Regions from separate parts of the Homo sapiens genome. Here all the other regions are linked to region 1. Evidence: chromatin contacts called from ENCODE Hi-C or POLR2A ChIA-PET data. All regions are on one chromosome and are shown on one strand. Each heading gives the region's core, a stretch centred on a gene start or an enhancer-like site at or near the end of the contact. The rest is flanking DNA. Distances are from core to core; before and after follow the strand shown. Region 1 has its middle 120 kb from the start of LINC01204. Region 2 has its middle 49 kb from the start of MIR221. Region 3 holds the start of LINC01204 (long intergenic non-protein coding RNA 1204).

Region 1 (2,700 bases), core at 56-2,555:
TTGTTGCTTGATTTACTGATTCAGTGGTTCCTTAAGCATTCTATCTATATCTATCTATCTATCTATCTATCTATCTATCTATCTCTATTATATCTCTTTGCTATATCCCTCTCCATTCTTTTTCTTTTGAAGTAATTGGTAGGTCAATATATACATCTGTGAGTACCTATAATATGAATTCATTGTGAGAAAGATGAAATGCAGTGGTTGCAAGAAATAAAACTTTTGGGGGGACAATTGATGAATGAGACTCATTCACAACACATGGACTTTATTAAAATAATGGTGCATGTGTCATCCTCTGATGGAAGAGCTGGACTGGGATGAACTGTGAGCTTGCTTGTTTGCAGATGCTGAAGCACATAGGCCAGATTCCTCATTTCTCACAAGCCCACATAGGTATGCCTGCAGCATGGCATCTACAAAACATGCTGCCCTAAGCACAAAAGTGGATTATCTGCTTCTTTTGGTTGATGGCAGTTATTTCAGGGAGGGACTATCAACAAGTTTCTACTTGCTACAATCTAGGGCTTGAATCCATAGGCCATACTCACTTGGCCTGAAAAGACATAACCAGACTGGAAGAAAGAACCTTGCCTTAATTCAAATGTTAAAATCTCAAGAGTCTGGCATAAGGGAGGAGGAAATAATGGACAGAGTATTCTCAAAACTGGCTTTCTGCTTGCTAAGTAAGCATACACACGTAAAGGTAATGTAAATATATTTTCTCTAAAGGTGAACTACTGTTACCGATGCCAGGGTGGAAAACAAGACTGAAGTTGTTGAAGAAAATAAAGAACTATAGGTAATAATAGTACCACTAAAACTAGAGATGATGCCAAGCTGCAGGTTATAAGTATGACTTCACATGAAGCTGGAAAGCATGTATCATTACTTCGCATTCAAGTTCTGAGCAGTTTTTAGAAAATGGAAATGACATCCTTTACAGATTTAAATTTCAACATTGCTTTTGTTTTTCATGCTGATTCACCCAGAACTTGCCAAAGAAAGTCCCAGTAAAAATGTTCATGAAGGTTTTAGTAAAGTAAAAGACAAAAAAGATTTGTTTCTGAGGCTTTCCTGAGTGATTTCTCTAAATTCTTCTTGAATCATCATTCTTCGGAAAATGAGTTTGTACTCCTGCAGGCTCTGAAGGTCAGGATAGACCAGCTATGACTTTTCTAGGAAGTGAGTAATAGTAAGACCACGGGACTAATTTCTGGAGGCCTGGAGGTACTTTTCATTTCAGAAGCTGTAGGTGTGGTTTTCCCCTCCAAATGGCTTTAGGGAGTTCCAGAGGCGTGTGTACACTTGAAATGGGAATAGCCAACCTAAAGTAAACTTGCCCTGGAGGTTCTGCCAACCTCTGTCAGCTCTTACCCTGGGTTTCCCCACCCATAGTGACTGGTCCTTTATATTCCTTCTCACTCCTTTCTTCTCTATCACCCATTCCTCCAACCATTCCTCCCCACCAACTCCAAATCTTCATACCCATGCAAAAACCTGAGAATTCTTTGAATATGTATCACTTAGAATTCCTTCTTCCCGGAAAATATGGAAGGACACTGCTGCCAAATGCTGTTTGTAAGACTCACACGCAAGCTATAGCCATGGAAAATTCGTAAGAATCATTGTTGGGAGGGGAACACGTTCATAATTCTTTAAAAATTCATATTCTTTTTGGAGAAAAATTTAGGGTTTTAGTGTTAAAATGCAGCTAAGTGGCTTCATTTTCTTCATTCATTCACTCAATAAAAATTTACTGTGCACCTACTATATGCCAGATGTGGTGTTAGAAGATACTGTGATAGAAGACACAGTCACTGCCCACAAAGATTTTAAGAGTTGGTGAAGAAGAGAAGAAAAATAATAATTACAATATAGTGCTATAAAGACTATGAGAGATGTTGTAGTCAGTATGCCATGGGCAGTTAAGAATTGTTAAAGTCCTCAATGATGAGTAGGACTTAATGAGGAAACTGTGTGTGTGTGTGTGTGTGTGTGTGTGTGTGTGTGTGTACTGGACTTGGGGAAATTGCTGGTGTTGTCCAGCTTCAGACGGGCTAAAGTTACCACCAAAACCCACTTTCTAAAGCTTATTACACACTAATAAGGCAGAAGAGAAAGTGGACCAAGCTTTCTTCAGTATTCTCTTTCCTCTCCATGGTGTTCCCAATTTCTCCTCCCCTTTTCCCCATATTTTTGCTTCCAACTTTCAGGAAATAATTAATAGACTTAATTCTTCATGGTTAAGTTTCATTGCTTGTTTCCCACAAGAGCTTATGCATTTCAGTAAATGTCAGTGCCTTCATTCAAAAATCTGAATCTGTAATGGAATGTGTTTGGAACTTACGGAGGAGATGGAAGACTCACGGCAAACACCTATTCTACTCATCCTACCCATTTCTGTAAGAAATGATCCTGGCATTTATGACACTAAGGAATAAAGCAGAAATCTACACCATCAACTATAGCTCAAATTCCATTAAGGTGAATTTCAAGAGCTGCCCATATTCTTTAGCTCTACTGGAATGTGGTTTTACTTACTGGCAGGTGAACTGAGCAAACTCAACACCAGTTTGGAAATAGTTAATGTAATACAACAGATGATCTTTAAAGTCCCCAATTCTAAACTGCTGTGAATTCTATGCATTAGATTCCTATCAAGTTCTGCCTGTGGCCAGGGGAAATGGTTAACAA
Region 2 (2,700 bases), core at 47-2,546, 76 kb before region 1:
TAGGCCTTATCTCCTAGGACTTGGGCTTGGCAGAGCCGTTGGGGTTCCCAGCTCACAGTCAAGAGCTGTTAACAGGAATAGGAAATACATCTTAGCGTCTTCTTTGAAAACAGAAAACATCCCATGGAGATAAACAAAACATCGGGTCATAGAATTTCAAATTGGAAGGGTCTTTGGGAATCATCTGATCCATTCTTCCATTTTCAATTAAATTACTAGCCCATAATAACCCAGTAGCAGAGCTGAGAATAGAACTCAAGACTGATGCCCATAGCTTTGTTGTGAGGAAAGTAAAAGAGATAGAATGTGTAAGGCAATTTTCTCCTTCTCAATCTTCATGTTTGAAGACACTCTGAGAGGACAAATGTAAGGCTATGTAAATATATATGCAAGTCATTCTTCACTTTATACACATTATATATATAGCATTTATCAAAATTTTAATTTATTATAGCTGAGAATATAGAAAAATATCCTTAAACTTCTGGTCTCAAAATTCTTATCCTCAGAATAAATCCTTATTTACTATGTGGTAAATCTTTATACTGAATTAATATTCTGGGTGCTTTTTTTCACTCCAGTGAGTAGTGTTTCTAATGAGTACTGGGTTATACATTATAAGATACAGATTGGCACGTATTTATATTTGAGGCTGCTATGGGACAGTCTAGAACAGATTTCAGTACCACAAAAATATTGTTGTCAATTGCATCCCTTCCTCTCCTTATTCCTCCTTTTCCTCTCCTCTGTTCCCCAACATGGCTTTTCCCCCAAGCATCTCTTCAGAGACAAAGGGAATGCAATCTCCCTGGGAAATGGATCAGTGATGCTCAACACTGATTATTAGTTACCTACAAAATCCAAGCTCTTTCAGACCACCTTAACTAATAAAACATGTTAGCTTTGTAAAGTTACTACATATTTTTTTCTTTAGAAAATTGAACATTTAAAAAAATATTTGGAGCATAAATGGTTAAAAAATCAACTCCCTTTTGTTTCTACAATTCTTAAACAGCATTTATTTTCCAGGGGTGTGGAGGGTGGGGGTGCTCTGCCTGGTATTAATTTTCAGAATTTTCAGTGTGTCATTCTTGTGTGTGTGTGTGTGCACGCGCGTGTGTATGTTTCTCCCTTTGAAAAAACAAAAGATGAGTTTCCTTGCCCACCATGGAAAAAATGTAACATACGACCCAATCCCTTCCTGAGAGCATGGAGGACCAAGAACAGACGGCTTAGATCAGGGTGGCGAGGAAATTTTGTCATTTCCAGAAGGAAGCATGAGTCAGAGTGTGCAACATTTTAGGAGGCCTGAATCAGAGCTGTCGAGGAAGTTAGCTCTTGGACAATTTAACTTCAAATCAGAATGTTATTTCATTGAATGCCTTCCTTCAAAATCATGTCTTTCTCCAAGATGGCTGCAGATGGTGATGTTCCAATTATTTCCCTTCAGGAACAGGGAGTAACTTAACAGTTGAAGAAGTTCTTGAATCCACTTTTGAGGCAATGAAGCCCAGAGATTAATATGTATCTTTTAGAAAGGAGAAAAGAGAGTAAGAGAAGGAAGGAGAACACTGCTCTAAAAATCTATACATAAATGAAGAATGATCAAGTTAAATTATATTGTTAGAAAAATTAAATTATTATGACCAACTAAACATTTTAATAAGCATGCATTTTCCTCATTGAGGCCAATACATACTTGAGAAAAATCTTTCCACACACTCAAATTTCTCATTGCTTCAAGATTTGTTTCTCTTTTGCAAAGCTCAATACTCAGAAAGTCTCCAGAATGCTAAAGGGCACTCCATATAATCTTTCAGAAGGATATGGCCAAAGGTGGGGTTCAGGGGATGAGAAGAAATCCTGGTTTGGAGGACTGAGGGGAGGGGTGACACTAGGTTTGGGACATGGCCAACAGCTTCAGGGGCCTAAGGATTCTGAAACCTGATAATATTTAATGATAACATGTTCTGATAATCAAATAGATTTAGAGTGACTTCAGATAGAGAGCTTGGGGTTCTGCTCTGCTCCCAGTCTCCACCATTATCTCCTCAAGATCTGAGGGCTGTGAAGGGCTTGCTTTAGCCTGACGGTTTCCTGAAGTTGGTTTCACTCTCAGCTCATCACTTAGAGACAGCCAGCTGCTTTTGACTTGGAAAAAATTGCTTGGAGCAGTTACAGCCCTTGGGGACTCTAGGAACATGTGTATATATTGGAAAAAGAGAAAGAGGACTGTATGTTTCACAATGGAGAAATTTAGGAGGTATACAGCCACATGCATGTGTGCGCACACACACACACACACACACATACACACAATGTGTGGCATGAGGCCCTGAGGTCCATTTGGGATAGCAAAGGATGGCCAGAAGTCTAGACTTGATAGTAGCAGAAACCTGTCCTTCTGACCTTTTATATGTAGGTTATGAAGAAACATTATTAATATCAGGACTTATACAACTTTTTTTAAAAGTCTCTCTCTGAGTCAGGCTTAAACTGGGCCAGGACCTGCCCCCAGGGTTTTAGGGGTGGACTTTTGTTCCATCAAACTTCCTAGACTCTGCAATTCACAGTCTTAGCCTCCTCCATGATACCCTGGTAATGTCATAGAAGGTATGGAGGACAGAGGGCAAGATGGAGAATCAGAGGATACATAGTCAGAAAGCCTAGTTTCAAGTCTCCAGTTTGCTTTTGCAAGAT
Region 3 (2,700 bases), core at 99-2,598, 120 kb after region 1:
GTTCAAAGAATATATGACACTGAGCCTTTAGCAGCTTAAGGTCTTCTAGGTGACGAACAAGATTAACACATCGAGAAAATAGTAACAGAGGCCAGGTACAAGACAGTGGTAAAGTGGAGAAAGCAAAGGCTTTTCTCAAGTGAGGTTCAGGGCCTGACTTCTCTCAACTGTGACTGCAGGGTAAATCTTTGGGCTTACATAGTATCTCAGTCCTAACTTTTAAAATGGAGGATGTTATACTAACTGGATTGACTTCACAGAGTAGTTGTAATGTTTAAATAAAATAAAGAAGATAAAATTGCAATGTACAATACCACTTTTTATAGCCTGTGATAAAACAAGTGGAACAACTTAAGAAATAAGTCCAAGAAGGTTATTTGTCTTCTGGGGTTGCCTTTAAATGGTAGTGAACAGATAAGACACAGGGCTATAAACTTCTTGAGGACCAAGGCCAAGGCCATTCCTTTTTGACTTTAAATGTTGTTCATACCCTGCTTAGTGTCAGGCACATAGTAAGTGCCTAATATATTTTTGTTAAGTGAATGAATAAATGAATTCTGAAGTGCAGTTAAATTAAATTTGTGTATATTACAGTAACACAAGAGGCCCTCCTTTGGGGCTTCCCAGAGTTTTCTCCTCATTTATATTACCTGAAGAATTTAAGAGAAGTAAAATCCTAATGCTTTACAAGAGCTTTTGCCCTGTGGGCTTTCTTGAGTGATTGCTAACAACGTATCCCTGGACACCACTGAAATGAGCTTTTCTGGGCCCATCCAAAACACAGCCACAGAAAAGTGTTTGTAAGGCCCCCCTGCCCCAAATCCATAATGGGAAGATATTATGAAGAGCCCTTTGTGCTTCAGTTTAGCCCAGTGGCTAAAACAAGACTGAAAATGCACTAAGCTACGAGTGGCTGAAGATATACACCCCACTGTATAAAAACAAAATGAAAGAACAATATCTGTCTGCAAAGAGGCTCATCACCCAGTTCATGGGCACATGCCCCAGGAAGTCACAGAGAGAGGAGCATTGGCCCATCATGCATGAGATTCACTACGTTGCTTCAGAAAACAACAACAACAAAATACTTACAGTATTAAAACTGCTATTTTTCCTTCTCATAAATGAAATCTTCATGAAATGTGGTATTTCCTCTAAACCATGACAAAGGGAAACAGATATACACCATGTAGGAAATGACAGACTTTGGAGAAACAGGAAAACATAAAGTACCTTAGAATGGAATGAATTTCTGATAAGGAAGCATTACCTTCATCAAATGAAACACAAAGCAGCAAGTCTTTTCCCCAGCAACAAGCAAGCTAAAATGTGGGCACTCCCTGGGGTGACATTGTGTTATGATGATCTTGCCCTATGGGAGAGCTCACAGCACAAGCAGGCACTTGTGAATCACACTGTGGTCGGAACAGAGGCTCAGAGAAACATGTTTATCTTCCCCACTTTCCTACTTGTGTGCATCTTGCACCTGTCTCTGTACATATGGGGTTGATTCTTCTCTTGTTTATTGGGTTTGGGGACTTAACATCCCTGTGTGTGTATTTATGTCTTTCCCATTTCTGCAATGAGGTTGTAAGATCAAGATTTTTGTTCTTCATTCTCTAAATTTCTATAGTACTGTTCTACATCTAGTACTATCAATGAAAGTACTGTAAGATAGAGGAATCATCCTATCAGTTTGGATCCCAATAGAAAACAGAATTCAACTCAGAAAGTTCAAATGAAGAAACTTAAAGAGACCACAACTGGGTTATAAGAACAAATAAGAGGCTCCCTCTCCCTCTCCCTCTCCCTTGTCTCCATCTCCCGCTTTCCACGGTCTTCCCCTCTCCCTCCTCTCCATCTCCCGCTTTCCACGGTCTCCCTCTGTTCCCGAGGCTAGACTGTGCTGCCGCGATCTCGGCTCACTGCAACCTCCCTGCCTGATTCTCCTGCCTCAGCCTGCCGAGTGCCTGGGATTGCAGGCACGCGCCACCACGCCTGACTGGTTTTTGTATTTTTTGGTGGAGACGGGGTTTCCCCGTGTTGGCCGGGCTGGTCTCCAGCTCCTGACCTCGAGTGATCTGCCCCCCTCGGCCTCCCCAGGTGCCGGGATTGCAGACGGAGTCTCGCTCACTCAGTGCTCAATGTTGCCCAGGCTGGAGTGCAGTGGCGTGATCTCGGCTGCTACAACCTCCACCTCCCAGCCGCCTGCCTTGGCCTCCCAAAGTGCTGAGATTGAAGCCTCTGACCGGCCGCCACCCCGTCTAGGAAGTGAGGAGTGTCTCTGCCTGGCGGCCCATCGTCTGGGATGTGAGGTGCCCCTCTGCCTGGCCACCCAGTCTGGGAAGTGAGGAGCGCCTCTTCCCAGCCGCCACCCCATCTAGGAAGTGAGGAGCGTCTCTGCCTGGCCGCCCATCTGGGATGTGAGGAGCCCCTCTGCCCGGCGGCCCAGTCTGGGAAGTGAGGAGCGCATCTTCCCGGCCGTCATCCTGTCTAGGAAGTGAGGAGCGTCTCTGCCTGGCCACCCATCATCTGGGATGTGGGGAGTGCCTCTGCCCGGCCGCCCCGTCTGGGATGTGAGGAGAGCCTCTGCCCGGCCGCCCCCTCTGGGAGGTGAGGAGCACCTCTACCCGGCCGCCACCCCGTCTGGGAGGTGAGGAGCACCTCTGCCCGGCCGCCACCCAGTCTGGGAAGTGAGGA

What was found. Hi-C counts contacts between places; a loop is a spot of excess contacts on that map. ChIA-PET counts read pairs that join two places held with the same protein, here RNA polymerase II (POLR2A). Pooled maps may share reads with other maps.
Region 2: a loop to region 1 is called in a map of endothelial cell of umbilical vein, with 8 times the contacts of the local background. The contact joins two enhancer-like sites. A Hi-C loop is called at or near these places in 2 of 168 maps with a recorded cell type or tissue (endothelial cell of umbilical vein and posterior vena cava) and 2 of 50 pooled maps. POLR2A ChIA-PET finds 5 or more read pairs at or near these places in 6 of 52 experiments (AG04449, AG04450, BJ and 3 more).
Region 3: a map of vagina shows a loop between it and region 1 (6-fold over the local background). The contact joins the promoter of LINC01204 here to the enhancer-like site in region 1. A Hi-C loop is called at or near these places in 6 of 168 maps with a recorded cell type or tissue (IMR-90, ascending aorta, chondrocyte and 3 more) and 11 of 50 pooled maps. POLR2A ChIA-PET finds 5 or more read pairs at or near these places in 4 of 52 experiments (AG04449, AG04450, BJ and 1 more).

The regions. Positions count from the first base shown.
Region 1 is chrX:45,620,401-45,623,100 of GRCh38, reverse strand. No RefSeq gene overlaps it. Among named protein-coding and RNA genes, the nearest start is that of LINC01204, 120 kb to the right of the region's middle. Within about 2 kb of position 1,305, at least 4 of the 41 ENCODE cell types and tissues checked have a DNase peak (open chromatin) inside an H3K27ac peak, as active enhancers do; they include IMR-90, endothelial cell of umbilical vein and mammary epithelial cell, where a contact is called at or near this core.
Region 2 is chrX:45,696,392-45,699,091 of GRCh38, reverse strand. No RefSeq gene overlaps it. Among named protein-coding and RNA genes, the nearest start is that of MIR221, 49 kb to the left of the region's middle. Within about 2 kb of position 1,296, at least 3 of the 41 ENCODE cell types and tissues checked have a DNase peak (open chromatin) inside an H3K27ac peak, as active enhancers do; they include IMR-90 and endothelial cell of umbilical vein, where a contact is called at or near this core.
Region 3 is chrX:45,504,036-45,506,735 of GRCh38, reverse strand. LINC01204 (long intergenic non-protein coding RNA 1204) reads right to left here and starts at 1,348. Exons shown (of 4, transcript NR_104644.1): 1 at 1,271-1,348. RefSeq lists an enhancer at 1-242.